Linked DNA regions of Homo sapiens: region 2 is linked to region 1. A link is an interaction called in ENCODE POLR2A ChIA-PET data of the cell type or tissue named here. Cell type or tissue: GM12878. All regions are shown on one strand. Links, peaks and the distances in the headings refer to the core of each region. The heading gives the core; the rest is flanking DNA.

Region 1 (15,166 bases), core at 2,408-10,407:
GGCCCTAGTGTGTGTTGTTCCCCTCTTATGTGTCCATGTGTTCTCACCATTTAGCTCCCACTTATAAGTGAGAACATGATGTATTTGGTTTTCAATTTTTCTTATTTGTTCCTTCTGTTTCCATTGCTATCATTATTCCTGTCCAGATCTTTATGTCCTAATGTTGAAATCATTCCAATAATTTCTTAACTAGTTTCTCTACTTCCAGTTCCTACTATATTTCATTCATTCAACAAACAGATCCAATGCCTTCCATGTGCTAGGCACATTCTGGGTGCTGAGATATAGCAGTAGTAAGACAGATAATATTTCTTTTCTCATGAAGCATATATTCTAGTGGAGGGAGCCAGTAAAAAAGTGAACATATTAATAAGCAAGGTAATTGCAGTCATAAATGCCATAAGAAAAATCATACAGGGTAAGGCATTAGATAGGAGGAGGGAGTGCTGCTATCTTAGATTCAGGGTGGTTAGGGAAGGCCTGTCTGAAAAGGAGATATCCAGCTGAGACATAGATCCTACCACACTACTTATAAATGCATATTTCTAAAATACCACTTTTATGTTATCTCCTGGCTCATGAATTCTTTTTTTGTAAGAGACAAGGACTCATTATGTTGGCCAGGCTGGTCTCGAACTCCTGGCCTCAAGCAATCCTCCCACCTTGGCCCCCCAAAGTGCTAGGACATGTATGAGCCACCATGCCCAGCCTGCTCATGAACTTTTAAAGATACCCTACTAATGATAAGACAAAGGCCAAAATTCCAAACCTAACTTTCCAACCTAATTTTCTAAAAAATTCCTTACAGATTCTGCTTCAACTAGCATTTACTGAGTTGTTAAAGGCTGTATCAGGCGTAGAGCTTGACATCTTTTCCTCAAAATATACCCAGCTGAAAATCCCTAACAAGTATTATAATTTCCTTTTTATAGATAAAAAGGAAAGAAACTTGCCTAAGGTCACCTAGCTTATAAGTGACAGAATTGGGTCACAAATAATGTTAAAAACTGCTACTTATTGACATGTATCATGTATCCCAAACTATGCGTTAAGGAGTTCACTTGTCCATTTAATTCCCATCACTGAGAACAGATTATTATCATTAGAAAACTGATATGATTCAGTATGATTATTGTTAGGAAACTGAAGCTTAGAGAAGGTTGAATAATCTGCCTGAATAGATGATTATGATTAGAAAACTGATATGATTCAGTATGATTATTAGGAAACTGAAGCTGAGAGAAGGTTAAGTAATCTGCCTAACTCACTAAGCAGTCAAGATTAGACCTGAGACCTGACTTCAATGTCTATTACAGAGCACTATGCTTAGTTCATTCATTGCTTTCTCCCATGTCATTGCTTTCTCCCATGTCAGTTTTGGATGAACACAATGGTCTCCTTTCCCACATCTCTACCCAGACTACTAAACTCTGCTGGATAAAAGTACATAACTGTAAGATTGGCATCATTAAAAAATTTATGCTTTATGGACCCAACTAGCCCCTCAATACAACCCAGAAATCTGTTTTTTTAGCTGGCTCTCTCTTATTCTGTACAGTAGCTTTTCAACCATTTTTAAAATATATACTCTTTTCAAACTTCCTACCAGTATTATCACTCCCATTTCACTCCTAGCAAGTGACCCTTCTTGTTATCTCTATAAGTCACAGAGGTGGACTCCCTCAATTTCCTACCACCATTATCTGTAACCTAACTTCATCTTCATTGGTCCTCACTTCCTTTCCTCATGTCACAAAGTGTTTCTTGTCTCCTAAAATCTATCCCTCTGTTATGCTTTACCACTCTGGTACTATTAGGGTCCTTGATCTATCAACTTTGGTGCATTATCAATCCCTCCCTCTCTGCTGGCTCCTTCTCATTACGATGGATGTTGACTAACCTCACTATCCCTTGCACAGGCAAAATTCCATCTTCACTGTTGTCTTACTCTCCCTACTAGTTATTTTGCAACCCACTGTGAATGAGGCTCCTACTTTACCACTTCTCTGAAACGTCTCTCTCCAAGGCTATTAACAATCTCTTTAAGACTAATGTACTTTTCAATTTCATCTTGTTATACTGTGAAATAAATATTTGATTTTCATCAGGCTTCCCAACACAGCCCCTGAGATCCCTGGGATTTCCAGAGTGATGAGAGTTTCTTTTGTAGCTAATGAGATGGCTGGTGGCTGGCAGCCCCTATGTAGCTTCAGGATGGGGGCTGGTCATGGGAAAGATCAAGGCATGATTAGAAGACTGGGACTTTCAGTCCCACCTTGCCAACATCCAGGTAAGGGAGAGGGGCTAAAGGTTGAATTGCTCGTCAATGGCCAAGGATTTAATCAATCATGCCTATGTAATGAAGCTTCCACAAGACCCCAAAAGGATTGGGCTCAAAGAGCTTCTGGGTAGCTAAACACATGGAGCTTCCTGGAGGGTGGTATGCCAGGAGAGGGCACGGAAGCTTCCCGCCCCTTCCCACATGCCTTGCCCTATTCATCTCTTCATCTGTATTCTTTGTAGTATCCTTCATAATAAACCAGTAAAGGTAAGTAAGTATTTCCCTGAGTTCTGTGAGCTGTCCCAGCAAAGTAGTTGAAACTGAGGAGGAGGTGATGGGAAAGTTGATTTCTAACCAGTTGATCAGAAGCACAGGTAAAAACAACCCGAGGCTTGCAACTGGCTTAGGATTGGGGGCAGCTTGTAGGTTTGACCCCTCAATCTATGGGATCTATATGCCAGGTAGATGGCAACAGAACTGAGTTGAATTACAGGACACCCAGCTGATACTTGCCGTAGAATTGCTTGGTGAGTGCAGGAAAAACACACACTTGGTCACAGAAGTTTTCCGTGTTGTGAGAGCATAGTTGGAGAAACTGATTTCATACCTTAATTCCTTTTTGGCCAAGACTGCCAACCACTTCTTTCTTCTTGCAAATACATTTTCCCGTGGCTTCTATAGTATCAAATTTTTGTTTCGTTTTCCTTTTTAGAGACCAAGTCTCATTCTGTCACCCAGACTGGAGTGCAGTGGTGTAGTCCATAGCTCACTGCAACCTTGAACACCTGGGTTCAAGTGATCCTCCCACCTCAGCCTTTCCAGTAGCTAGGACTATAGGCACGAGCCAACATGCCTGGCTGGTTTTCCTCTTGAGTCTAGCTTTTTCTCAGCATCCTTAAAATGCTGGTGACCTTCAGGGTTCTTTCCTGGGTTCTCTTGTTTCTCCTTACTCTTCTTACTCTCCCTGGAAAATATTCCTACAATAGCTTCCAAAATCAGTCATAGGCTGATGACTTTTCATTCTGTATCTCCAATCCTAGTCTGACTTATGAGTTTCACCTGCCCACTAGGCAGATTCTCTGGTTTGACAACCTCTTCAAATTCAAAATATTAAATTCAGGATTCATATTAAAATAGCCTCCTACTGCCCTTACAATGGGGTCCAAATTCTTAACACAGTGTAAAAGGCCCTTCAGAAAACAATTTGGCAGTTTGTTAAACACTAAATTTGTGGCTGGGTATAGAATTACACCTGTAATTCCAGTGCTTTGGGAGGCCAAGTGGGGGTGGGGGAATACCTTGATGCCAGTAGCTGGAGATCAGCCTAGGCAACACAGTGAGATGCTGTCTCTACAAAAATTTAAAACTTAGCTGGGCACGGTAGTGCACACCTGTAGTCCGAGCTACTCGTGGGGCGGAGATAGGAGCATCACTTGAGCACAGAAGTTCAAGGCTACAATTAGCTGTGATTGGACCACTGCACTCCAGCCTGAGTGACAGAGCAGGACCCTGCCTCTAAAAAAACCCTAAAAACCAAAAAACAAATAAAAATTTTAGGCCAGGCGCAGTGGCTCATGCCTGTAATCCCAGCACTTTGGGAGGCTGAGGCGGGAGGATCTCCTGAGCCCAGGAGTTTGTGACCAGTCTGGGCAATATCAGGAGACCCTGTCTCCACAAAAATACAAAAATTAGCCAGGCATGGTGGTGTGCACCTATGGTTCCCAGCTACTCGAGAGGCTGAGGTAAGCGGATCACTTGGCCCAGGATGTCAAGGCTGCGGTGAGCCATGATTGGGCCACTGCACTGTAGCCTGGGAGAGAGAGCGAGACTCTGTCTCAAAAAATAAATAAGTAAATAAATAAATAAAATTTAAAAGACAAGGATTTCTACTTTTCCAAATTCTATTCGACATGTACTGGAGGTAACATCTAGAGCAATTAAGCGCAAAAACAAATTCTTTAAAACATTATTAGAACTAATAAGCTTAGAAAGATTGCAGGATACAAGACCAATATATAAAAATTAATTGTATTCCTATACACTAGCAGTGAGAAATCCAAAAACTAAGAAGGCAATGCATTTATAATATAACAGCAAGCAAACAACTACAAAAAAGTAACAACTACAACAAAACCCCAAAACAAGAAATCTAGGAATAAATTTAACTAAGCAGGTAACTTCCGATTTCCAGTCAGGCATGTAAGGAGGTTACAAGTTGTCATCCTCATTCATGGAATAAGAAAAATGCTGAACAAAATCAGTATAAACAACTCTTCTTAAATCCATCAGAGAACTGAAGACACAGGGCAAACCGCTGCCTGCAAAATTGGAAAGACAAACAGGTAGATACAAAAAATCACAAGTTATAGGTGCGGAAACCTCAAAACCTCCACAGAAACCTGAATGAAGGTAGGAAAATCTAACCTGTAAGAGGAATTCCTGAGGCTCAGTATGATTAAATCTGAGAGTTAAAAATTCCAGAGGGGCCCAGGCTTGAGCAAGGAGAGTGAGGGCACATTTTTGCATTTTATCTCTAGGAGCCCTATGAGGTCCTCACAGTGAAGATTAAAAAAAAAAAAAAAAAATCCCCTCCTGCTTCTGGCAGGGGAAAGGGGAAATAAGTCATTTTGAAATAAGCCCAGAGCACACTGTTTTCAACAAGGCGTGCCTGAAAAGAAACTATTTCACCGGAGCTGAACTGAATACCCAACTCCAGCCCTCTCTAGCTTTCCTGTCTCACCTAAGTGGGGCAAGGCACCAAGAAGCACTTGTGAAGATCACAGCCCAGGGCACAGGCTCACTCAAAGACTGAGATCTCCTCATAGGATTATAGAACTCTTCCCCTCCCCATGTACCTTACCGTCATTCATATTGACAGGACTCCTGTATGATCAAAGGGGAATATAACTCAAAGAACTGCAGATCTCAGGCCTTATTTAAGAAGTCTAGGCCAGGCGCCGTGGCTCACACCTGTAATCCCAGCACTTTGGGAGGTCAAGGAGGATGGATCACCTGAGGCCAGGAGTTTGAGACCAGCCTGGGCAACATGACAAAACCCCGTCTCTACAAAAAATACAAACAAAATTAGCTGGGTATGGTGGCGCATGCCTGTAGTCTCAGCTACCTGGGAGGCTGAGGTGGGAGAATCACCTGAGACTGGGCAACCACTGTACTCCGCCCTGGGCAACAGAGTGAGACCCTGTCTTTAAAAAAAAAAAAAAAAAAAAAAAAAAAAAACCCAAAAAAACAAACAAAAAAAACAGTTTCTAAACCCCAAAGACATCAAGGGAGATAAAATCTACACACAGGTATATCATATTCAAATTGTAGAAAATCAAAGATAAAGAGGAAATACTGAAAAAAGCCAGAGAAAAAACTACCTTACCTACAGAAGAGCAAAGATAAGAATTACATGAGACTTCTCATCAGGAATCACACGAGCAAGGAGAGAGGAGTGAAATATTTTAAGTGTTGAAAGAAAAATAACATGAACCTAGACTTCTGTATCCAGTAAAATTATCTTTCAAAAATGAAACAGAAATAAAGACTTTCTCAAACAAAAATTGAGAGAATTCTTCACCAGAAAGTTTGTCTTGCTAGAAATGATAACAGATAATCTTTAGAGAGAAAGAAAATGATTTCAGTCAGAAATTTGGACCTACATAAGGAAAGAAAGCACATTACAGAAGGAATAAATGAAGGCAAAATAAAATCTTTTTCTTATTCCTAACTGACAGACAACAGTTTGTTCAAAACAAATAATAGCAACAATGTGTCAGTGATTACAGCTTATGGATAAGTAAAATGAATGACAGCAATAAGGAAGAGGACAAAGGAATTGGGAATATTCTGTTATAAAGTAATTGTACTACTTGTTAAGTGGTATAGTGTCATTTGAAAGTGAACTTAGATTAGTTCTAAATGTACATAGAGTGTCCCCGTGGTCCGTGACTTACAGTTTTTCAACTTGACCATCGTGCAAAACCAGTATGTACTGGAGTACCTATAAAACCAGTTCGTTTTTCACATTTGGTGCCATATTCAATAAATTACAAGAGATATTCAACACTTTATTATAAAATAGCCTTGTGTTAGATGATTTTGCCCAACTATAGGCTAATGTAAGTATTGTGAGCATGTTTTTTATTTTATTTTATTTTTTTGAGATGGAGTCTCGCTCTGCCGCCCAGGCTGTACTGCAGTGGTGCATCTCGGCTCACTGCAAGCTCCGCCTCCTGGGTTCATGCCATTCTCCTGCCTCAGCCTCCCAAGTGGCTGGGACTACAGGCACCTGCCACCATGCCCGGGTGATTTTTTGTATTTTTTTTTTAGTAGAGACGGGGTTTCAAGGTTAGTCAGGATGGTCTCGATCTCCTGACCTCGTGATCTGCCCGCCTCGGCTTCCCAAAGTGCTGGGATTACAGGCGTGAGCTGGGCATCATGGCGGGTGCCTGTAATCTCAGCTACTCAGGAGGCTGAGGCAGGAGAATTGCCTGAACCCAGGAGGCCGAGGTTGCAGTGAGCCAAGAGCGTGCCACTGCACTCTAGCCTGGGCGACAGAGTGAGACTCCCTCTCAAAAAAACAAACAAAAAAAGTACAAGACTTGTACACTGAACACTATAAAATGTTGCTGAAACTAAAGATTTAATAAATAGAAAGACATTTCATACTCATAGATTAGAAGACTTAGACGATACTTCCAAGTTGATCTACAGATTCAATGCAATCCTTACCAAAAGCCCAGCTGGGTTTTTGTCATTGTTGTTGCAGAAATTGATAAGCTGATCCTAAAATTTATATGGAAATGCAAGGGACTCAGAATAGCCATAGAATTTTTTAAAGAGAGAAAAGTTGGAGGATTCAAACTTCTCAATTTCAAAACCTATAATACTACAAAGCTATAGTAATCAAGATAATGTAGCACTGGTATAAGGACATAGATCAATGGAAAAAAACTTGAGATTCCAGAAATAAACTCTCACATTTATGATCAGTTGATTTTCAACAAGGGTGACATGACTATTCAATTGGGAAAGAATAGTATTTTTGATAAGTAGCAGTGGGACAATTGGATATTCACATGCAAAAGAATGAGTTTGGACCCCTACCCACACCATATATAAAATTAACTCAGGCCAAGCAAGGTGGCTCACACCTGTAATGCCGAGACTTTGGGAGGTCGAGGTAAGAGGACTGCTTGAGGCCATGAGTTCAAGACTGGCCTGGGCAAGATGGCAAGACCCCATCTCTATAAAAAAATTAAAAAGTTAGATGGGCAGAGTAATGTGCACCTGTAGTCCCAGCTACTTGGGAGGCTGAGGTAGCAGGATACCTTGAGCCCAGGAATTCGAGGCTGCAGTGAGCTATGATTGGGGTCACTGCACTCCAGCCTGGGCAACAGAGTGATACCTAGTCTCAAAAACAAAAGAAAAGAGAACTGTTACAATTCAATATTAAAGACAAGTAATCCAATTTAAAAATGGGTAGAGGGCCAGGTGCAGTGGCTCATGCCTGTAATTCCAGCACTTTGGGAGGCCAAGGCGAGTGGATCACTTGAGGCCAGGAGTTCGAGACCAGCCTGGCCAACATGGCAAAAAGCCATCTCTACTAAAAACACAAAAATTAGCTTGGACATGGTGGCATGCACCTGTAATCCCACCTACTCCGGAGGCTTAAAGCACAAGAATCACTTGAAGCTGGGAGGCAGAGATTGCAGTGAGCCGAGATTGCTCCACTGCACTCTAGCCAGGGTGACAGAGTGAGAATCTCTCACCAAAAAAAAAAAAAAAAAAGAAAAGGGTAGAGGATCAGAATAGACTTTTATCCAAAGAAGATACAGAAATGGCCAATAAGCATATGGAAAGATGCGCTACATCATTAGTAATCAGGGAAATGCGCATCAAAACCAAAAGAGAAACTACTTCATACCCAACAGGATGGCTAGAATCAAAAACACAAATAACAAGTACTGGTGAGGATGTGGAGAAACTGGAACCCTCCTATACTGGTAACAGAAATGGAAAATGGTACAACCACTTTGGAAAACAGTCTGATAGTTCCTCAAAAAGTTAAAGATACAATGACTGTATGACTCAGCAATTTCATTGCTAAGTATATATGCAAGGGAAATGAAAATGTATGTCCATGCAAAAACCTGTACATGGTTCACAGAGGCGTTATTTGTAATAGTCACAAAAAGTAGAAAGGACCCAAATGTCTACTTACTGATGAATGGAAAAATAAAATGTGGTATATCTATACAATGAAATATCATTTGGTAATAAAAATGAAGTACTGATACATGTTGCAATATGTATGAACCTTGACATTATGCTAAGTGACAGAAGCCAGTCACAAAAGACCACGTTATCATTTCCTTTATATGAAATATCCAAATAGGTAAACTGTATGAAACAGAAAGTAGATTAGTAGTTACTTAGGACTAGGGTAGTTGGAGGGGTGCTAGCTAAAAGGTACAGGTTTTCTTTTTGAGGTGACAAAAATGTTTTAAAATCAACTGTGGTGATGATTGTATAACTGTGAATATGCTAAAGAAACAATGAAATGTACACTTTAAAGGGGTAAACTGTATGATGTGAATTATACCTCAATAAATCTGTTTTAAAAAGAAAAGTGGAATTATATTTCATTATAGCTCTTCATTACCTAGTCCCTGTTTCCCCATCCAGAGTCATCTGATGCCTCTCCTTCCCTCAAACTCCTCCTGTTACACTGAGCTTCCAGGACCCCTACATGTAATATATTCTTTTAAACCTCTGAGGCTTCCTTCTACCTGGAACATTCTTACGGCCCTTCCTTCTCTAGCCAAATCCTATCTGTTCTTTACATCTTGGCTTAGATGTCATTCCTCTATGTAGTCGTTTCTAACCTTCCATGCCTGAGTTAGAGGCACATCTAATATGCTTCAACTGCAATATGCACTTAACTACTATTTTAGCACTCTTCTTACTGACTTCCGGTCAACTGTTTAATTGTATCTCCCACTAAAACTGGGTCTTATTTATTGCAGGTTGGCCTAGAGAAGGTAAAACATACTTTTCAAAAAATGGGATAAACTAATCATAAATCAGAATCACTTTGATAATCATTTGTCAGCTCAGAAGAATGCTTAAAATAATAATAATAAAAAAAGACTGGGTGCAGTGGCTCATGCCTGTAATCCCAGCACTTTGGGAGGCCAAGGTGGGCATATCACTTGAAGCCTGGAGTTCAAGACCAGCCTGGCCCACATGGCAAAACTCCGTCTCTACTAAAAATAGAAGAATTAGCCAGGTGTGGTGAGCATGCCTGTAATACCAGCTACTTGGGAGGTTGAGAATCACCTGAACCTGGGAGGCAGAGGTCGCAGTGAGCCGAGATTGCGCCACTTCAATCCAGCCTGGGCAACAGGGTGAGACTCTGTCTCAAAAAACAGGGAGAGGAATAGTTAAAAATGAGTCCCAAACTGCTGGAAATATTTAATTGTGAAGAGAAAAGTACTGATGCATAATTTGCCTAAGAAATATGCACTTAATGTTCAGACACTAAGGAAGTTTGCAAAAGGAAAAATAGTGACACACACTGTCTTAACTGGATAGGCTTTGTGCAGACATACACTTTTAACTTGACTGTTTGGAAAATACGGTTTTGATTTTCAAATACGTTGACTGTATTTGAATCTTTTTCTACAGTGATGTATGATAGGTTCTGGATCCCAGTGAATATCTATCTGCCTGCAGAGTCAGACCCCAGAGAGTACTAAGGCTCAGTGCATTCTTATCAATTCTAAATAAGGGTGAAGGTAGAACAAATAGTACAGACTCCACCTAGAGTCTAAAATAACACAATGATGTCCTTTGTGTAGATTTCTTCAACCTTAAGTTTGAATGTGCTTCAATATGCAATTTTGCTAGGAAACTTCCAGAATCTGCTGGGGAGAGTAGAGTGGAGAAGCATGAATTTATGGTGAGAGGAGTCAGAAGAAAACAATATTTTGAGACTATTATTAATTTTTCTGTGAAGTTGTTTAGCAATCTGGTAACTCAGAAATTCTGGCCAGATGCCATGGCTCACGCCTGTAATCGCAGCACTTCGGGAGGTCAAGGCAGGAAGACTGTTTGAGCCCAGGAGTTTGAGAGCAGCCTGGACAACATGGTGAAACCCCACCTCTACAAAAAGCAAAATAATTAGCTGGGCATGGTAGTGTCCATGCCTGTAGTCCCAGCTATGGGAGAGGCTGAGATGGGAGGATCACTTGAGCCTAGGGCGTCAAGGCTGTGGTGAGCTATGATTGCACCACTGTACTCCAGGCTGGGCAACAGGGAGAAACCCTGTCTCTAAATAAATAAATAAATAAATTAGTTAATTAATTCTACTAAAAGTCCAAATAACTGCTTAAAAGCTTTTAAGAATGCAACAGCATTTTTCTGTCTAGCAGACTTAAGTGTGTAAAGTTACAGGTCAAGTGACTGCAAAGCCACATTTTGGTGACAAAATTGAAGGAGAGGAAAAAGCTTTAAAACTGGTGAATTCTGAAGAAAAGGAAAGAGAATTTTCTGAAGCTATAAGATCTACAATGACATACATGACAGTAAGGTATGCTGGATTTCTTCCCTAGACAGATGACAAGGCCAGAAGACTCTAAATGGCAACTCAAGAAATAACTACAGGCAACCCTATTTCATTTTATGAATCATACATGTATCTAACAGCCCAGAGAAAGAATGCTTTCAAAATTGGAGGTATTTAAAATGTCAAGAATGTATGTACATTAAACCATCTGACTTTTAGGACTTTTAAAAATATAAACATAGCCAGGCGTGGTGGCTCACACCTGTAATCTCAGCACTTTGGGAGGCAGAGGCAGGCAGATAACGAGGTCAGGAGTTCGAGACCAGCCTGGCCAACATGGTGAACCCCCGTCTCTACTAAAAACACAAAAATTAGCCGGGCATGGTGGCAGGTGCCTATAATCCCAGCTACTCAGGAGGCTGAGGCAGGAGAATCGCTTGAACCTGGGAGGTGGAGGTTGCAGTGAACCAAGACTGCACCATTGTACTCCAGCCTGGGCAACAAGAGCAAAACTCCATCTCAAAATAAATAAACAAACAAACAAACATAGCAGTGGGTACAGGAAATAATGCTCTGACAATATACACTCATCAAGCCTATGGGAGTGAGGGAAGGTTAAGTAGAGTATAAACATGGGAGAACATAAAACATGTAATTTACATCACCTTTGGAAAAGTAAAGTTGTAGAAAGAGAAAAATTAAAGAAAATATGACTGAGTAGATTACATATAATAATTCCTAGAAGAGGCTAAGTATAGTGAAAGGTCAATTAAAAAAGAAAGCAGTTGTTTTAGAAGTAAACACCCATCAGATGTTTATAGAGTAGTAATTATGTGATTCTGATGTTAAGATCCTCTCTTTTTAAGTTGTTTAATGGGTGTAGAGTTTTGGTTTTGCAAGATGAAAAGAGCTTTACAGATGGATCGGGGTGACGGTGGTAAAACAATGTGAATAAACTTAATGCCACTGAACTGTACACTTAAAAATGGTTAAGATGGTAAATTTCGTTATGCATATTTTATCAAAATTAAAAAAAAAAAACATAAAAAAGATCCTCTCTTTTCAAATTCCAGGGTCCAGTAGCCCTATCCATATTGCTGAAATGATTATAATAAAACAAATATTATAACTTCTACACTGCTTGCAACTGAGTAATCATAATAAAGGAAAGTTATATTTGTATGGATGGATATATATGCATACGCACACGTGTGTTTGGTATAATGATTATATTCTGAAAACTTGAAGAAGGGAAAACTCCAGTAGTTTAACTGAAGATAGAGATTTTTATTGATTATGACCCTATATACTTTACATCTTCTGGATAAAAGACATACATCTTTTCAAAATGGATGGTACAACCTAGGAAGAGAACTGACACCAATAAATTTGAACTATATAAATCTAATGACCTAAAAAACGATACATTTTAAAAATGAAAACTGTATCCAGATGTTCTTCCAAAAGGTTATAGTTAGCTTGCCACACAACTCCTGGAGACTGCTCTTTGTGGCTTCAGTGAGGCAACTGTCCCCAAAGGAATACAGATACTTTCATACTGAGGCAGAGAAACTGAAGGCAAGGGCTAGGGGCAGGAAACGAATGAGAAATTCAATTTTCTTGTCACTGCACAAGTAGAGTAGGTGTTTAGCAGCTTGCTTTCTCACTTCCCAAACAGAATCTTCAGTGTTTTGGTTCAGAAAAATCTATTTTTGTCCTAAATTCTACTTCAAAACCTTGAGATTAAAATAAAGGGCACTCTGATAAGAAATTTTCTGTCCCTATCACTCATAAATCTGGAGGAGAAAACGGAGAGGAAGAAGGATAAATAATAATAGCTGCCACTATATTTTGAGTGCTTTCTTAGTGCTGGGTGTAGTATTAAGTGCTTTATGTGTGCTCAAGTTAATTCTCAAAACAATTCAATAAGGAAACTCAGTAACAGGCTAAATGACAAGGTACCAGCTAGAAGGAGTTGGTTAGAACATGAACCAAGTCTAATTCCACAGGTGTGCTCAAAGTTTACTATGTAGGAATATTTTTGTATAACGGTTAAATTTTTCTTGAATGTTTGTCCAGAGAGTTAAAACTTTAGAAACATTAACAAAGATGTCTCATAAACACTGATTTCCCCAGACAAGTGGCGCATTTTCCACAAACCGCTATTTTGGACAGAAAATACTAAAATAATTTTCTCCAGGTGTTTAGAAACGCAGTTAACCTAATGAAAGCACTATAACACAGTTTTGCATTCTTACTAGTGATATAAAGCACTTTTTCAAATTAATCTGATTGCCCACCTTACTTCCTTTTAAAATTATATTGAAATCCTAGTCCTAGATTTTCTTGAGAATTTCTCTAGTATATTACATAGAATTATATTTTAAAGCCACACACTAAAGACAGTTTAGGAGTGATTTAAAAAATGGAATTTCACTTTGATTCTGTTAATTCAAGAAGAGGATCTTCAAACACTGTAATTTAAAAAAAACAGAGACTTGCTACACGAATACTTTAAGCAAGAGCTAAATTCCTGAACAGTTTAACTCCTCCTATCATTTTTACTCAGCAGAATTTCAAATAGCAGCTTGTGTACCCAAGTTATTTACATATTTTCTTCCTTAATCATCTCCTTTTCAAAGGACATAGAGTTCATTTAACAACCAGTTATTATGTCCTAGTTTTATTGCTATTTTTATTTGCTTTCTTTAATGAATGAATCATTTCCAAAACCAGTTTGTAAAGTAATACTCATTTCCGCTATTTCACGTAAAAAGCACAGGTCCAACAATTGCACTCTTTACCACCCCTTCCCGTATGTCTCACCACCAAATCACTATAAGACATCCTAAATTACAAACAGATTAATGTCTTTAAGAATGCAATTCTCAGGCTGGGCGCGGTGGCTCATGCCTGTAATCCCAGCTCTTTGGGAGGCCGAGGTGGGCGGATCACCTGAGGTCAGGAGTTTGAGATCAACTTGACCAACATGGTAAAACCCTGTCTCTACTAAAAATACAAAAATTAGCTGGGCTTGGTAGCACGTGCCTGTCATCCCAGCTACTCAGGAGGCTGAGTCAGGAGGATCACTGCAACCCGGAAGGTGGAGGTTGCAGTGAGCCAAAATCGCACCACAGCACTCCAGCCTGGGCGACAGAGTGAGATCCTGTCTCCAAAAAAAAAAAAAAAAAAAAGAATGCAATTCTCTCATATCCAACTTCCAGACTTAGTTATCATACAGACCATAAATAATTGTGACTTGGACACTAGCTAATATTCCAGGAACTAGTTATTGGTGAAGCAGGAGGAATTAGGAAAAAAGCTGTTAGGTCATCTAGGTCATCTCAGAATTTGTAAAGAATGGGTAGGTCAAATACCCCTTAGGAAAGCAGATTTCAAAAAACTAGGCCTGATTACATGGAATGAAATTATTGAAAAAAGGGGGTTCAAATGGTTACTAAGTTCTTGAAAATGTGGTTCTAATAATTACAGAGGGTGTTAATAAGAGAGAGGTACTAAACAAACCAGGATGGTTAAAACAGGACTCATCAGAAACAGCACACTATAAAAACAGCAGTGTGGTATGACTCCAGCATCATTTAATGCCAGGTAAATCATTCCCTTCTTTGAATATGCTTCTTCAACAGCAAAATGGGGACATTTCCCCTGCAGAGCTGTTGTAGGGGGTTTGTTACCTACTAAGATCAGTATTTCTTTGCAGTTCTTTTTGTCCTTAGGTTATATCCCATCATTAAGAGAGCACAGTCAGAGTTTTATGTTGAAAAGTTACTTGATAATTCCTTTTTTCCTTGATGGTTACATGATTAATTTGATGTACAGTTAGGCTCACTGATTTCAATTTGTATTCAATATTGAAATTTACTTTTTTCAACAGTAAGACTACTCTTCTTTACAGTAGTGGTACTATTCATATGAGGTAAACACTGTGGCCAGTTGTCCATGGACTAGAATTTATATGTAAACAGTAGAATCGGTATGGTAACATTTATATCTACAACTTAATATTTATTACAATAAAGTATTTATGATCAATTTTTAAGATAACTGCCTATGGCTCCCGAAAAGACTATAGCTAAGGATCTTCAAAAGTTAGTCTGATTAACTTTAGTTGACACTTACATAGTGCTATGTGCCAAGCACTGTAAGTGTTTTATATACATGAAACAGACCTCTGAGGTATGTTGCCCAAAATCATGCTGCTAGTAAGCTGAACAGATAGAATTTTTTTTTTTTTTTTAGACAGAGTCTTGTTCCATTGCCCAGGCTGGAGTACAGTGGCACAATCATATCTC
Region 2 (15,166 bases), core at 4,884-12,883, 1.8 Mb before region 1:
CAGGAGCCTGCCAGCTGACCTAGCTTCTACCATGCTGCCTGGCTTAGGGGTGGGGATTCGATTCCCCCAGAGTACTACTGAGTCTAAGGACAAATAATATTAATACACTTTCAGAGCATGTCTTGTGTACCAGGAACTTTCCTAAACACTATAAACATACTCACTCGATTTTCACAACAATCCTATGAGATCGGTGTTTTTATTAATCCCATTTTGCAGACAAGAAAACTGAGGCACAGAGAGGTTAAGACTTGCCCAAGGTCACAGAGTTTAAAAAACAGCAGAGCTAGGATTCGAACTCAGGAAGCTATGGCCCAAGAGCCTATGCTCTGAACTACTATGCTGCTGTCTTAGAAAGCTAAAGGACCAGGGCACCGGGCTCAGTGGCTCACGCCTATAATCCCAACACTTTGAAAGGTCGAGGCGGGCGGATCACTTGAGGTCAGGAGCTCGAGACCAGCCTAGCCAACATGGTGAAACCCCGTCTCTACTAAAAATACAAAACTTAGCCAGGCATGGTGGTGCATGCCTGTAATCCCAGCTACTCGGGAGGCCTAGGCTGGAGAATCACTTGAACTGGGGAGGCGGAGGTTGCAGTGAGCTGAGATCATGCTTCTGCACTCCTGGCAACAGTGGGGCTCCGTCTCAAAAAAAAAAAAAAAAAAAAAAAAAAAAAAAAAAAAGGATAGCTAAAGGACCAACAACAAAGGTTTATTCCCAGATTACTATGACATCTGTTTGCAGGAGATTCATGTCAAGGAGAAGGTGCCTGGAAAACCTCAAGGTTGAGTATTGCTGAACTTCATCCTAGGCTATGAAAACAGCCCAGACTTACTAAAGAAAACCACTTTCCCACTCCCATATCTCCTACTGCTTCAGTGCCCAGCTCTCAGCATTCTCTACTTCCTGTGTGCCCACAAAACATGAAAACCAGCTCTCAGCAGGAGCTACACTGCACTCAACCACTACACTGCCTCTTTTTTTTTTTGAGATGGAGTCTCATTCTGTCGCCCAGGCTGGAGTGCAGTGACACGCTCTCAGCTCACTGCAACCTCCGCGTCCCAAGTTCAAGTGATTCTCCTGCCTCAACCTCCTGAGTAGCTGGGATTACAGGCGCGTGCCACCACGCCCCACTGATTTTTTTGTATTTTTAGTAGAGACGGGGTTTCACCATGTTGGCCAGCCTGGTCTTGAACTCCTAACCTCAAGTAATCCACCCACCCCAGCCTCCCAAAGTGCTAGGATTACAGCATGAACCACCACCACACCCAGCCAACACTACATTGCCTCTTAAGGACGCAGGCTGTGCACCCAGAATGACAAAGCCTCCTCTACACTCCCTGGCTGCAAGACCTGCAGAGAGCTGTTTACCTCCATTCCCCCATCTGTTAACTAGAGCTAATAACAGGGGTTATAGTCAATCCTCATTATTTGCAAATTCACCTCTTGCTAAAATTTATTTATAACCGCCAAATCCATACTCAAGGTTCTTTCATGATCACTCACGGACATGTACGGAGTGGCAAAATATTTGAGTCAGCCAACATGTGTTCCCAGCTGAGGATGAACAAAACCATGTTCTACCTTCAGACTTCAGCTCTCATGCTGTAAACAAGCATTCTCTCTGTGGTATATTAGCAGCATGCTTTTTCCCATTTTTCTGCTTTTTGAGGGTGACGTTGCTGTAAAATGGTCCCATAGGGTAATGGTGAAGTGCTATCTGGTGTTCCTAAGTGCAAGGAGTCCGAGATGTGTCATGCGTGTGTTATATAAGCTTTGATCAGGCACGAGTTGGAGTGCTGTTGGCAGTGAGTTAGATGTTAATGAGTCAACAATATATATTAAGGTGTCTTTAAACAGAAACACACACAGAATAAGCTTACGGGTTGATCAGTGGATGAAAATGCTGTGACCAAAGGCTCACAGGAACCCAACTTTGTATTTCACCTAGGAACAATGGTTCAGTGTTTATTAATTCAGTGTTTGCAGTGACTTTACAGAACATAACTACTGTGAATGACAAGAAGTGACAGGCCGGGTGCGGTGGCTCACGCCTGTAATTACAGCACTTTGGGAGGCCCAGGTGGGTGGATCACCTGAGGTCAGGAGTTCAAGACCGGCCTGGCCAACGTGGTGAAACCCCATCTCTACTAAAAATGCAAAAATTAGCCAGGAGTGGTGGTGCATGCCTGTAGTCCCAACTACTCAGGAGGCTGAGGCATGAGAATCACCTGACCCTGGGAGGCGGAGGTTGCGGTGAGCCGAGATCATGCCACTGCACTCCAGTGTGGATGACGGAGTGAGACTCTGTTTTGAAAAAAAGGAAAAAAAAAAAAAGAAGTGACTGCACCTCAGAGTACTGTCAGTCTTAAATAAGCTGATACCACTAAGGCACTTAGGATACTGCTTTGACACATACTAAGTGTGATGTAGCCATTCTCCATTACCATTTACACAGATTTTTAGCTTAAAGACTGAAATGAAATCAGTGAGAACATGGGGACTCACACAGAACAACTAACTTTCCTGAGTTGAGTGGCCCAGACAAATGCACAGAAAGAGAGTTTTGACAGTGCGGCATGCCATTGGTGATGAGCTCAGAGTGAATAAGTGGCTTCAGGTTGAGGCCGACTTTTGGGAACACCCATGGGCTTTACCTGCTCAGAATCTACTCTTGGGGAGTCTTATATGGGATTGTAGAGGGGTCAACAAGTCAGAGATGGTCGTGTGACTCAAGGCAGGACAATCAGAAGCTCCTTCCCCAGACTTAGCACCTTTTTAAGAAAAGATTCTCTCTATTCTCTCTAAAATTTAGCATTTGTTTTTTAAGAGACAGGGTCTCCCTCTGCTGCCCAGGCTGGGGTGCAGCAGTGCCATCATAGCTCACTGCAGTCTTGAGCTCCTGGGCTTAAGTGATCCTTCTGCCTCAGCCTCCACATAGCTGGGACTACAGGCACTGTGCCTGGCTACTGTTTTTTTTTAAGGACAGGGTCTCACTATGTTACCCAGGTGGGAAATTTGCATCTTTTACAGAGTTATTCACCCCATCTCTGGTGTCCTGAAGGAAACAGTCATTAGTCCCTGCTTCCTAGATCCCTAGAATTCATTTGGTTTCAGGACTTTCTAAAGCCTGGTTCTTCATCTTTTCCTTCACATCTCTGTCCATCCCTCCCCCCCCATATCCTTCTAACAAATTCTTTTTTGCTTACATTAATCAGAGTTCATTTATGTTACTTGCAACCAAAGGATTCTAACTAAAGGATTTTCAAAGGATATGTTTCCTTCATCCACCCTTCCCTGTCACTTAGGTCTCAGAAAAAAAGAAAATTCCAGTGTTAACCACTTTCTCCAGCTGAACATTGTTTTGAGTAGTGGTATTTTGAAGGGACAGAGCAGAACAAATACATCAGTGAAGCACTCAGATGTCCTTAAATTAGTTCAACTCTTCTGGCCCAGATGAATTGCATTCCAGGGCTCCAAGAGATCTCACCAGTGAGATCACCAAACCACACTGCCTAGGATCCCAGAAGAATCCTGGAGAAAGAGAAACGCAGAGAGGTACGCAAATGTCATTTTTTTTTTTCAAAAAGAAAAAGAAACCGTGGCTTCTGCAGACAAAAGAACCAGCATAAGGAGATGGAGACATATCGGACTAACCCCATTTCCTTTTTAGTGTGTGTTTTGTTTTGTCCTTGGACAGTTGCTAATCTGGTGGACGGGGGAAGTGTGATGTGGAATATATCCCTGGAGTTTAACAAAGCATTCCTCAATGTTGCCTGTGATAGTCTTTTGGGAATGACGGAAAATATGCTGTCTTCTCAGAGTTTGGTGGATTAGTGACAAGTTAAACTTCCACAGCCACATGGTACTACTTAATACAATTTGTCTTTGTGGCACTTACAAGTAAAATTACGTATATAATTGTTCCATATCTGGCTTCCCTGGTAGGCTGTGGGATCTGTGAGTGAGTGGTTGGAATCTGTCTTGGTCACCATTATATCCCACACCTCGCATTGTGCAGAGCACATAGACAGGGGTCCAAAAAATGACTGCATGCGTGTGTAAATGAGTTGATCAATCAATGAATATATGTCAACCTTAAAGGGACCTCTAAAAGAGTGGCAAACATAAACGCCTATGGGGCCCGGCCAGTCACATAAAATGAGGCATATAGCATGACTAGGGGAGCCCATATCCACCCCAAAAAGTCAGCTACTTCTCAGTTCTAGCCCTGGTGCCATGAAGGAATGCAGACTTGGGCTGTCAGTTACGACACTTTTTCAAAAGATACCTAATACTGGTATTTCGTTATGAAATATCCTACTTTTAAATATGGGTCATGCATATATATATATGATATACACACATATATGTGTGATATACACACATATATGTGTGATATACATACATATATGTGTGATATACATACATATATATGTGTGATATACATACATATATATGTGTGATATACATACATATATGTGTGTGATATACATACATATATATGTGTGATATACATACATATATGTGTGATATACATACATATATGTGTGTGATATACATACATATGTGTGTGATATACATATGTGTTTGATATACACATGTGTGTGATATACATACATATGTGTGTGATATACACATATGTGTGTGATATACATCATATATATATATATATATATATATATCTTTTTAGTTGAAGCAAAACATGTCTAGGAAGGGAAATTCAATCCTTGGACACCCGCTGGTAAGCTCTGCTAAAAAGGGTCCCTGGGTCTTCCTCCTCAGTCTTGTCTCATCCAGTATTTTTTTTATCATAAGACACAGAGAGGCTGGGCATGGTGGTTCACGCTTGTAATCCCAGCACTTTGGGAGACTGAGCTGGGAGGATTACTTGAGCTCAGGAGTTCAAGACCAGCCTGGGCAACATAGTGAGACCTCATCTCTACTAAAATTCAAAAAAATTAGCCAGGTGTGGTGGCACGTGCTTGTAGTCCCAACCACTTGTGGGGGCTGAGGCAGGAGGATCGCTTAAGCCCAGGAAGTCGAGGTTGCATTGAGTCCTGATCGTGCTACCACACTCCAGCCTGGGCAACAGAGCAAGACCCCGTCTCAAAAAAAAAAAAAAAAAGGACATAGAGAAAGGATCAAATGAGTTGAATTCAAAAACAACACATGGCTGAAAAGATGGGTGATCAGGCTGGAAGACAGATGTAGGACCTTAAACATAAGTAACAGAATGGATTTAACATGAGCAAGTATTAAGGTCCAGAAACCCAATTTACAAGTCCAGGAACACAAGTTAGATTAAGAGGTTTTCAGATTAAGTATTTGTGAATCACTTAAGGATTTCATCAGATGAAAAGCTCAGTGAGTCAGCAGTCTGAGAGGGCTGCCAAAATAGTTGATGATTTTAGATTAATTGAAGTGCATTATCTACATCAGTGATTACACATTGGTGGCCCACATTTTGTTTGGCCTGCAAGTTGGTTTTTAGTTTTTTAAAAATAATGAACTTACCAACACTTCACAATTAGGAAAGCTCCCATAAATATACTCATTTCCTGCCTCTCTTGGGGCAAAACAAAAAAAAAAAAAAAGAGAGAAGAATCTGGTGATGCTAGGCCTGTGTGGGTACACCAAAAAATAAGTATGTTTCAAAATATTACATACTTATTTGTATGCTTATAAAAACTCTTAAGGTTTCATTTACAGGCATTTCTTATATCTAGGACGTTTCACACATCTAAGACAGTTGCCTGGCCCCTGTAGGAATTTGAATTTGTAACCCCAAATCTAGAACATGAGATGTGATGGTTCATCTCTACTCAGTGATAGGCAGAATCTAGCTGACACGTTACATGGGATTTCAGAATTTGTGTTTTATAAGGCACACGGACTAGGTGGAAGTTTGTGGACAGGTGAAAGAACTTTTAGCTCATCCATAGAACAAAATCCTACGCTGCCGTTTTTTCAAATGTCTATCTCTTCTGACACGGAAAGACAGACATTGTTAATGAAATCAGAAAGCTGTACAACTGAATATTTAGCCTAATACTATTTTAGTAAATACATGTGTACGTGGGTGTAGGTGTGTATTTTTTATAAGCATAGACAAGCAATTTTCCCTTCCAACTTTGAAATTCAAGGGTTCTGTGAGATTTCCACATTCTTGACAGCCAAATATAAGATCGGGAAGTGACCGAGTGATTTACAGAGGCAGGAGGCAAGAATCTAGTATCATTAGAGGTAAATGTGCTAAAGGGTATTTTAAAAATAATAATTTTCATGAGACTGAGTAGGAGTGTATATTTGAAAACCTTGAAAAGCAGGATGAAGAGTGGGACCCAGAAGCAGATATACTGACAGTGGCTAATTCTAGCTGACATCTCTTAAGGTCTCAGCTCATGCCTGGCAGACTTTCCTGAAACTGCTCCTCTCACCTGCAAGGGTGGAGCCCAGCTATAGCATCTTCCATGTCCCTATCCACTGGCTTCTGACTCAATGAAGGGCAATCAGATTATCCCAGAAGTTTGGAATTAGACTTAAGAAATGCTATCTGTCCCAGTTGGGAAGTAAGTGTGAAGTATGGCCAGAAAGCACATGGTTGACCCATTGCAAACACAGGCCAAGAAAGACCATCAACAGAAAAAGGAGAAAGTCAGACCTGCAGGAACCAAAGAAGAACCAGAAAACCCATGGTCCAAAAACAAAGAGAAGCTGAAATCGCACAGCTGCCTGCATTCCCGATAAGTCTTCCATTTTTCTTTTTTTCTTTTTTCTCTCTTTTTTTTTTTTGACAGAGTTTCACTCCATCGCCCAGGCTGGAGTGCAATGGCACGATTTCGGCTCACTGCAACCTCCACCTCCCAGGCTCAAGCAATTCTCCTGCCTCAGTCTCCTCCCAAGTAGCTGGGATTACAGGCGCCCACCACCACACTCAGCTAACTTTTTTTTTCTTTTTTTTTTTTTTTTTTTTGTGTGTGTGTGTGTGTGTGTTTTTAGTAGAGACGGGGTTTAGCCACGTTGGCCAGCCTGGTCTTGGACTCCTGACCTCAGTTGATCCACCCACCTCGACCTCCCAAAATGCTGGGATTACAGGCATCCGCTACCACACCCAGCTAATTTTTTTTTTATTTTTTATTTTATTTTTAGTAGAGTCGGGGTTTCACCATGTTGGTCAGGCTGGTCTTGAACTCCTAACCTCAGATGATCTGCCCGCCTCGACCTCCCAAAGTGCTGGGATTACAGGCATGAGACACCACGCCGGGCCAAGTCTTCCGTTTTTCTAACCAGTTGCTCCTGAAGCCCAGCTGAAGTTCCTGCTCTTCAATCACACATGATAACCTCCAATAATAATAATAATAATAATGGCAGCAGGAGCTCCTACTCAGAGATGCTCACCATCTGCTCAGCAATCAGTGCTTTCCATACACAAAATTTAGTTTTCCTGACAACCCTGTGAGGTAGTTCATATTTTTACACTTTGCTCTATTTTTGTAGGTGAAAAACTGAGGCACAAAGAGGTTAAGTAACTTCCCAAAAGTGACCCAACTAGGAAGTGGCAGAGCCAGAATCTGAACCCAAACAGGATACCTCCAGAGACCTTATATTTAACTTTTATTTATTAATTTTTTCTTGTTTTTTAGATAAAGGGTCTTGCTCTGTCATCCAGGCTGGAGTGCAGTGGCACAATCATAGTTCACTGCAGCTTCCAACTCCTGAGCTCAAGCGATCCTCCCACCACAGCCCCCCGAGTAGGTAGGACTACAGGTGCACACGACCGCACCAGCTAATATTTTTAAAAATTTTTTGTAAAGACGAAGTCTTGCTATGTTGCCCAGACTGACATTTAACTATTAACTATTCCACTTCTTGGTCTAAGTTGGCCTAAGTGAATTTCCACAACTTGTGACTCCAACAGAGAGACATGGAGAAGCCACATGGACTCAGGGAAAAGCAGCCACCTGGAAGTGCTGTAACAGGAACGCTGCCAGTTCTTCCTGCTAAGTTGGCCAGCAAGAGACCATTTCTTGGAACTGGGGTGGCTGCTGGCACCAAGGCCTGCAGTCACAAGAAGAGCCGTGGCAAAGCCACTCAGGCCTTGATGTAGCATGTTCTTGACAATTATGTGTGTTGAGCACCCCCTGAGTGCCAGCCACCATTCTGGGAGCTGGAGAAGTAACAGAGAACAAGACAGGCAAGGACCCCGCTCTCCCAAAGCTTACATTCTAGAAAAGGAAGTCAAACTAATATTTTAAACAGTTACAGATGCTATGAAAAGATTTAAAAAAAAAAAAAAAAAAAAAACCTGTATAACTTTGGGAGGCTGAGAGGCTGAGTTGGGCAGATTGCCTGAGGTCAGGAGTTCGAAACCAGCCAGACCAACATGATGAAACCCTGTCTCTACTAAAAATACAAAAATTAGCCAGGCATGGTGGCACATGCCTGTAATCACAACTACTCGGGTGGCTGAAACCAGAGAATCACCTGAACCCAGGAGGCACAGGTTGCAGTGAGCCGAGATTGTGCCCCTGCACTTCATCCTGGGCAACACAGTGAGACTCCGTCTCAAAAAAAAAGAAAAGATAAAAAAAACAAGGTGATGGGATTAGAGAATGCTGGAAGGGTAGTCAGGGAAGGCTCAAAGAGGTGATACTGGAGCTAAAATGAAAATGATGGGAAGGATCCGACTAATGCCATGATCCTGGGGAAGAGAGACAGAGGGGGACAGGGGCAGGAACGAGCTTAGAGAAGTCAAAGAAGAGAGAGAAGGCAGAGTGCCTGGAGCACACATTCATTCCACGGTCTCTGCTGGGCAGGCAAATCCTTCACGGGCCAGGCATGTGGAGAGAAAGATGACTATGATTCAGCCCATTGGCTCATATAACTGACAGGCTGGTGAAGGAGCCAGCATGGCAGGCTGCACTTGACCACTCTTCATTCCTCCCTAGAGCCACACCCTTGCTATGTGACTCTCTCCATAAGAGATACAGCCCATCCCCCATGTCTTGAATCTGAGAAGGCTTGGGACTTGTTTAGGGCCCGTATGCAGAATGCAGTGGAAGAGACGGTGCAGCAGTTCCAAAGCTCATCCTGCAGTACCGTTGTGTTCTCAGACCCTTTGAACTGGGCCCATCTGCCCTGTGAACAAGCCCAAGTGGCCTGCTGGAAAAGGAGACCCACGGGGTCCAGGCCCCCTATTGCTCCAGCTAACACACATCTAAGTGCCAGATGTGCAAGTGAAGCCATCCTAGACCAATCAGGCCCCAGATAACCTGCTAGCTGACCAAAGACACACGAGCAAGCCCAGCCGAGATCAACAGCATTGCCCAGCTGATCTGTAGACTAGAGTGCAGTTTAGAGGTAGTTTGTTATAAAGAAGAAGCAAATTCATACACCAGGGTGGATGCCTGAGAAAGTGTGGGAACACAGTCAGAAACAGCTTGCTTTGTGGCTGTACCTGACAGCCCTGCCAGGGTCCTGATCAACCTACGTGCAGGTAGGTCCTGATGTGGCCCCAGGCTGATGCCCTGAAGCAGCTACCACTCTGGCATGCCACAAGAAAGTGAAGCACCTAATGGCTTCGTTTAAAAGTCCCAAGTGAGCAGTTAGAAGGAAACTTTGCTTTAGGATGTTGCCTCTGGAATCAAACAGACCTGACTTGAAGCCCCAATTCTGCCTCTTTCTAGCTAGGATAAGTTGTTTAGCCTCTCCAAGCCTCTGTTTCCTTATCTGACAATAGATTAAATAACTAAAGTATCTTGAAGAGTACCTGGCACATACCACATGCTATATACATGTTTCCAGTTATTATACATGAACCAAAGAAAGGGACACCCCCCATTGTAATGAACATATCACTCATTGGTGATATCTGAAAGAATTTTATATGGAATACAGATGACACTCATCACACCAAGCCATACTAGGAAGAAATTGTTCTTCTGATTCTTTTTTAATCTTCCTGATTTATCAAAGGAGAAAGTATCAGTTTGGTGCTTGTATGTTTTGAACACCATTCTAATATTTGCCAAACTCCTTTTTGGAACATAGAGAGACGATATTTCAAAATCAGATTCTTGTCTGCCAACAGTACCTAGCTAGAACTTCATAATATTGTTTAAATTACCCTTTTTTTTTTTTTCAGATGGAGTCTCACTCTGTCGCCCAGGCTAGAGTGCAATGGCGCGATCTCGGCTCACCGCAACCTCCGCCTCCCAGGTTTAAGCGATTCTCCTGCTTCAGCCTCCTGAGTAGCTGGGATTACAGGCCTCTGCCAGCATGCCTGGCTAATTTTTGTATTTTTAGTAGAGATGGAGTGTCACCATGTTGGTCAGGCTGGTCTCAAACTCCTGACCCCAGGTGATCCGCCCACCTCAGCCTCCCAAAGTGCTGGGATTACAGGCGTGAGCCACTGCTTATAGTTATGAATTATTTGTGATGACACTGTTTTTCTATTTATACGATGATAAAATTTCCTTCAAAATAAATGGGTTGAAATGAAAAAACAGACTCTTTAAAGAAAAATATTATTTCCTGTTCTATATCTTTGGTAGAAAAAGATTTATTTAAAAGAAAAAAGGACAGACAGCACACAGACACAGAAAATATGATGTAAGTTAGAATGGAATATTAGGGAAGACTGAAATAAGAAAAAGACCATGGATAGGATTGGGAGTTCGACCTGGCTCAAGCTCCAGCTTAGTCAAGTTACTGGCTATATGACTGTATTAGTCAGCTTTTGGTAGGTAAGTGCAATAATAAGCAACCCCAAAATTCTAGTGACTTACAATATTCGAAGTTTAGCTCTTACTCGTGCTACGTGTCACTGCAGTTGTCTGTGGCTCTGTGATTCTACTTCCTGTGTCTTTTCCATCCCAGGACGCAGCTGAGGCAACAGCCCTTTCTTGGTCTTGTGGCAGAGGTGGGAAGAACAATGGCTAAACCACACAATAGCTTCTCAAAGCCTCTGTTTAAATGTAGAGTAGATTGTGTCTGCTCACGTTCCATTGGCCAATGCTCCACATCAGTGGGAAGGAAAGTGTGTCCCTTCTGCAAGTAGACATGTATGTCACATAGCCATGTGTGAAATGTATAATCCTTGTATGAGGTGGGAGCAAATAATTGAGACAACAACACAATCCACCACAGGGACCCTGGGCAAGTCGCCTCACTTCTATTTCGGCATCTGTGAAATGGGTCAAGCTCAATACACAGGCATTCTCTCTCCCTTTCTTATTTTCTGAGATTCATTCAGGGAAGCTCAAATCAACATTAGAAAGTTCTTGGGAGACCAGCTGTACTGAAAAGTTTGATTCAAGATTGTAATCAGCCAAAAACAAACCCAAGTGGACCTGATGCTTCGTGTGAGATGGGTACCCTTGGCAGCCGGCCCCAGTCTCCATCCCCACAAGCCATTCATGTCACCACTTTATAAAAATCTTATTAGACAAACTCTTACCAGTTCTGAAACTAAAGAGAAAATGGAGGGGAAATGGTTCTATTAATTGATATCAAGACATTAATGTGGTGATTAAGAGCATGCGTTTTGTTATTTAAATCATGGCTCTGCCATTTACTTGTTACATCACCTTGAGCAAGTCAAATAACTGAGCCTCAGGTTATTTATCCATAAAATGCAGACAATCAATTATGTAACTGATAGGTCATTGTGAAAATCAAATAAGATAATTAATGTGTATAACTTATCATCTGCCTGCCCCAAATAAATGCTCAATAAATAGAAATTCTTACTAATGCCAGTACATGTCCCAGAGAATAAAAGTTCAAGTATTTCAAATTGACATTTGGCACTCAGAATAGGGAAGTCCTTGCTTATGCCAGCTGTCTAAGTCTGAGTTTTATTTTTTGCTTCCCATTCTGCAAAACGGGTCAGTGCACTGCTCCCTGGAAATCCCACAGGGATGGCCTGACCTTGCCTCTATTTGTAAAGGATTTTCAATATTTTTTGCAGGACCTGAAGAAATATAAAGTGCAGGGGCCATTTCTGAAAGTGATAAATGGATGTGGACCATGGCTACATTGGTTTTTTCAGCCTTCAGTTCACAAGGATAGGTCAGCAAAAGGCTGAGGTCAGTGTATAAGGAGATCTTCAGAAAACAAATCCGTAGGGGAAGATCTACATCTACCATTCTTTGGAGCCAGATCTCCCCTGTTTTATGTGTGATGGATGCTTTTAGCAACCAAGTTTATTCCAACTCCCAGCTGCAGGACTTGTCGCCAATTACTTGGAAAGAGATGAATAATTAAAGACTTCTCTCTAGAGGGACCAAGCAGAAGTGTTTGGCTAACAGGGAAAAGTTAGCAATAATAATCTCCCTGTGGCTCACAGCAGTTTGGTCTACTTCTAAGTCTGCTCAGAGATTCAAAGTCTACCCAAGATTGCACAAGTTGTGACCCTGAGCCTCAGTCTTCACATCCTTAAAGTGGGAATAATGAACTGTTTGGAAACACTTTGTTAGGCTTCAAGAGCTAAACCAATAATAAGGGAGTCTGTCATTCCCTTATGGCACTAAAGTGACACAGGACCCAGGACTTGATGAAAATAGACAACACAAACACAAACAACGAGCAAAGGATCAGTGTCTAGTAGATTGAAATAAAAATTATTACAAATCAATATGAAATTATAAAAAAGTGGGGAGGGAGACATTCATAGAAGATGAAATACAATTGTCCAATAAATATGTAAAAAGATGTTCAGTCTCACTAGTAAGAAGAGGTGGCTGGGAGTAGCGGCTCACGCCTGTAATCCCAGCACTTTGGGAGGCCGAGGCCGGTGGATCACCTGAGGTCAGGAGTTCAAGACCCACCTGGCCAACATGGCGAAACCCCGTCTCTACTAAAAATACAAAAAAAATCAGCCAGGTGAGGTGGCAGTAATCCCAGCTACTAAGGAGGCTAAGGCAGGAGAATCGCTTGAACCTGGGAGGCGGAGGTTGCAGTGAGCTGAGATCATGCCACGGCATTCCAGCCTGGGCGACAGAGTGAGACTCGGAAAGTAAGAAAGGAAAGAAAGGAAAGGAAATGAAGAAAGAAAAGAAAGAAAGAAAGAGAAAGAAAGAAAGAGAAAGAAAGAAAGAGAGAGAGAGAGAAGGAAGGAAGGAAGGAAGGAAGGAAGGAAGGAAGGAAGGAAGGAAGGAAGGAAGGGAAGGAAGGGAAGGAAGGGAAGGAAGGGAAGGAAGGGAAGGAAGAAAGGAAGGGGAAGGGAAGGGAAGAGAAGAGAAGAGAAGGGGACAGGAAAGGATCATTAAAATTAAATGCCATTTTTCTCCCATCAGATTGGCAAAAGTGTTAAGGCCTGATAATATCATGGTCTGGGAAAGATGCAGTGAGACGGAAACACACACTGCTGGTGGGAGTATACAGTGGTCCAGCTATTCTGGAGAACATTTGGCAAAACCTATTAAAAGCTGAATCGTGTATACCCCAGGGCTAAGCCATTATACTTCCGAGGAACACGAGAAACACTTGCATATTGATGAGATGTGTAGAAAGATGCTCATTGCCATGCTGTTTGTAATAGACACAACCCCTCCAAAAAAGAATCTAAATGTTCATCAACAGGGAAGTGGCCATATGCATGGGAGAAAGTTCAGACTTTGGAATGCTACAGAGTTCTATAAGAGACACCAAATTTACAAACAATAGGCTTCTGGGGAAGGTAGAGGGGACTAAATTGAGACGTCAAAAGAGTTAAAAGGTCTTCAATCTTATCTATGTTGTGTAATTTATCCTGATGAGATTGTACTTATGCATTTCTTATGAACTTAAATTTTTTAACACAGCAGGACAATGTCACTATATCATCTATGCTGGGTCACAAAATCTAGCTGACTCCAGAATCAGCAGAAGATACGTGTATGGGGATAAACATGGCCATAATGATTACCCCATGACTGAGGTTTCTACCTCCCCTGATGTTTTCTCTTTACTCTCAGAAAGAAACAGTCAACCAAGGCACACTTGGCTTTTGCCAGTCTAGTAACCTAGAGACCTAAAGGATTAATCCCTTCCCAGGGGCGATAATTAACATTTTCTAATGAAGGCAATTTACAATCAATCAAGTTAACAACTGCTGTTCTTATCCTACTTTCTTTCACTTAGGTGTGAAAAGACAGGAAGTACTTGAAGGGTGGGGTAGACTCAAAGGATAGAATCCCACAGGATCCCATAGAGCCCGGGGGCAATTTGACCAGGAAGGGGTTCTGAACTCCAGAAGAGGAGGATGGAGAGTGGAAACACAAAGACTAAAAGGCAGGCTCTAGCATGACATCCAGAGAGAGGCCTCCCTCTTCTGGGCTTAAGCCTACTCTCCCAGAACCTTCACTCAGCTCCTTGCATCCCAAAGGGCAGAGTCTAGGCTAAGCATAAAGGATCCAATCTATGCAATGGAGGGAAGTAAGTGTCCAACACAGAGGCACCTGATGAAATACAGCGACCAGCCCAAGAAGAGCCCCTTGGGGCTCTGTTTCTTACATTAGGAAATCTCAATTTCAGCCTGCACAACATGGCAAAACCCCATTTCTACAAAGATAGATATATATTTATATATAAAAATTTAAATATACATATACACACACACACACACACACACACACACACACACACACACACACACACACACATATATATATATATATATATATATATATATATATATATATATATATATATATGCCGGGCATTGTTGTACATGCCTGTAGTTCCAGCTGCCCTGGAGGCTGAGGTGGGAGGATCACCTGAGCCCAGGAGGTCAGGGTTGCAGTGAGGTGTGATTGTGCTACTGTACCTCAGTCTGAGTGACAGAATGAGATCCTGTCCAAAAAACAAACAAACAAACAAAAAACCACACACACACACACACACACACACACACAAACAAAACAGAAAATAAATCTTGATTTCTATTTCTTCCTCGTTCAATCTTGTGAGGTTGTGTGCAAAGGAAATTTACCCATTTCCTCTAGGTTTTCTAACTTGTGTGCATAGAGGTGTTCATAGTCATCCCTGAGGATCTCCTGTGTTTCTGTGGGATCAGTCATAATGTCAGCTTGGTCATTTCTGATTGTGCTTATTTGGATTGTGTCCTTTGCAGCAACATGGATGCAGCTGGAGGCCATTATCCTAAGCAAATTAATGCAGA

What was found. Peaks named below come from ENCODE experiments on the same cell type or tissue, not always from the same donor. Only the 100,000 strongest peaks of a DNase experiment are listed, where the experiment ranks them.
Region 2: POLR2A ChIA-PET joins it to region 1 with 6 read pairs; 1 of 35 experiments calls an interaction of 5 or more read pairs at or near these places.

Annotation. Positions count from the first base shown.
Region 1 is chr16:22,025,097-22,040,262 of GRCh38, reverse strand. All of the region lies in intron 1 of MOSMO (modulator of smoothened), which reads right to left. Among named protein-coding and RNA genes, the nearest start is that of MOSMO, 25 kb to the right of the region's middle. RefSeq lists a silencer at 12,390-12,549 and an enhancer at 12,945-14,144. In GM12878, for the core only: no CTCF peak of the experiment used is centred there; a DNase peak (open chromatin) is centred at 4,942; H3K27ac peaks cover 557 bases.
Region 2 is chr16:23,865,000-23,880,165 of GRCh38, reverse strand. All of the region lies in intron 2 of PRKCB (protein kinase C beta), which reads right to left. Among named protein-coding and RNA genes, the nearest start is that of PRKCB, 37 kb to the right of the region's middle. RefSeq lists an enhancer at 13,760-14,406. In GM12878, for the core only: no CTCF peak of the experiment used is centred there; no DNase peak of the experiment used is centred there; H3K27ac peaks cover 1,034 bases.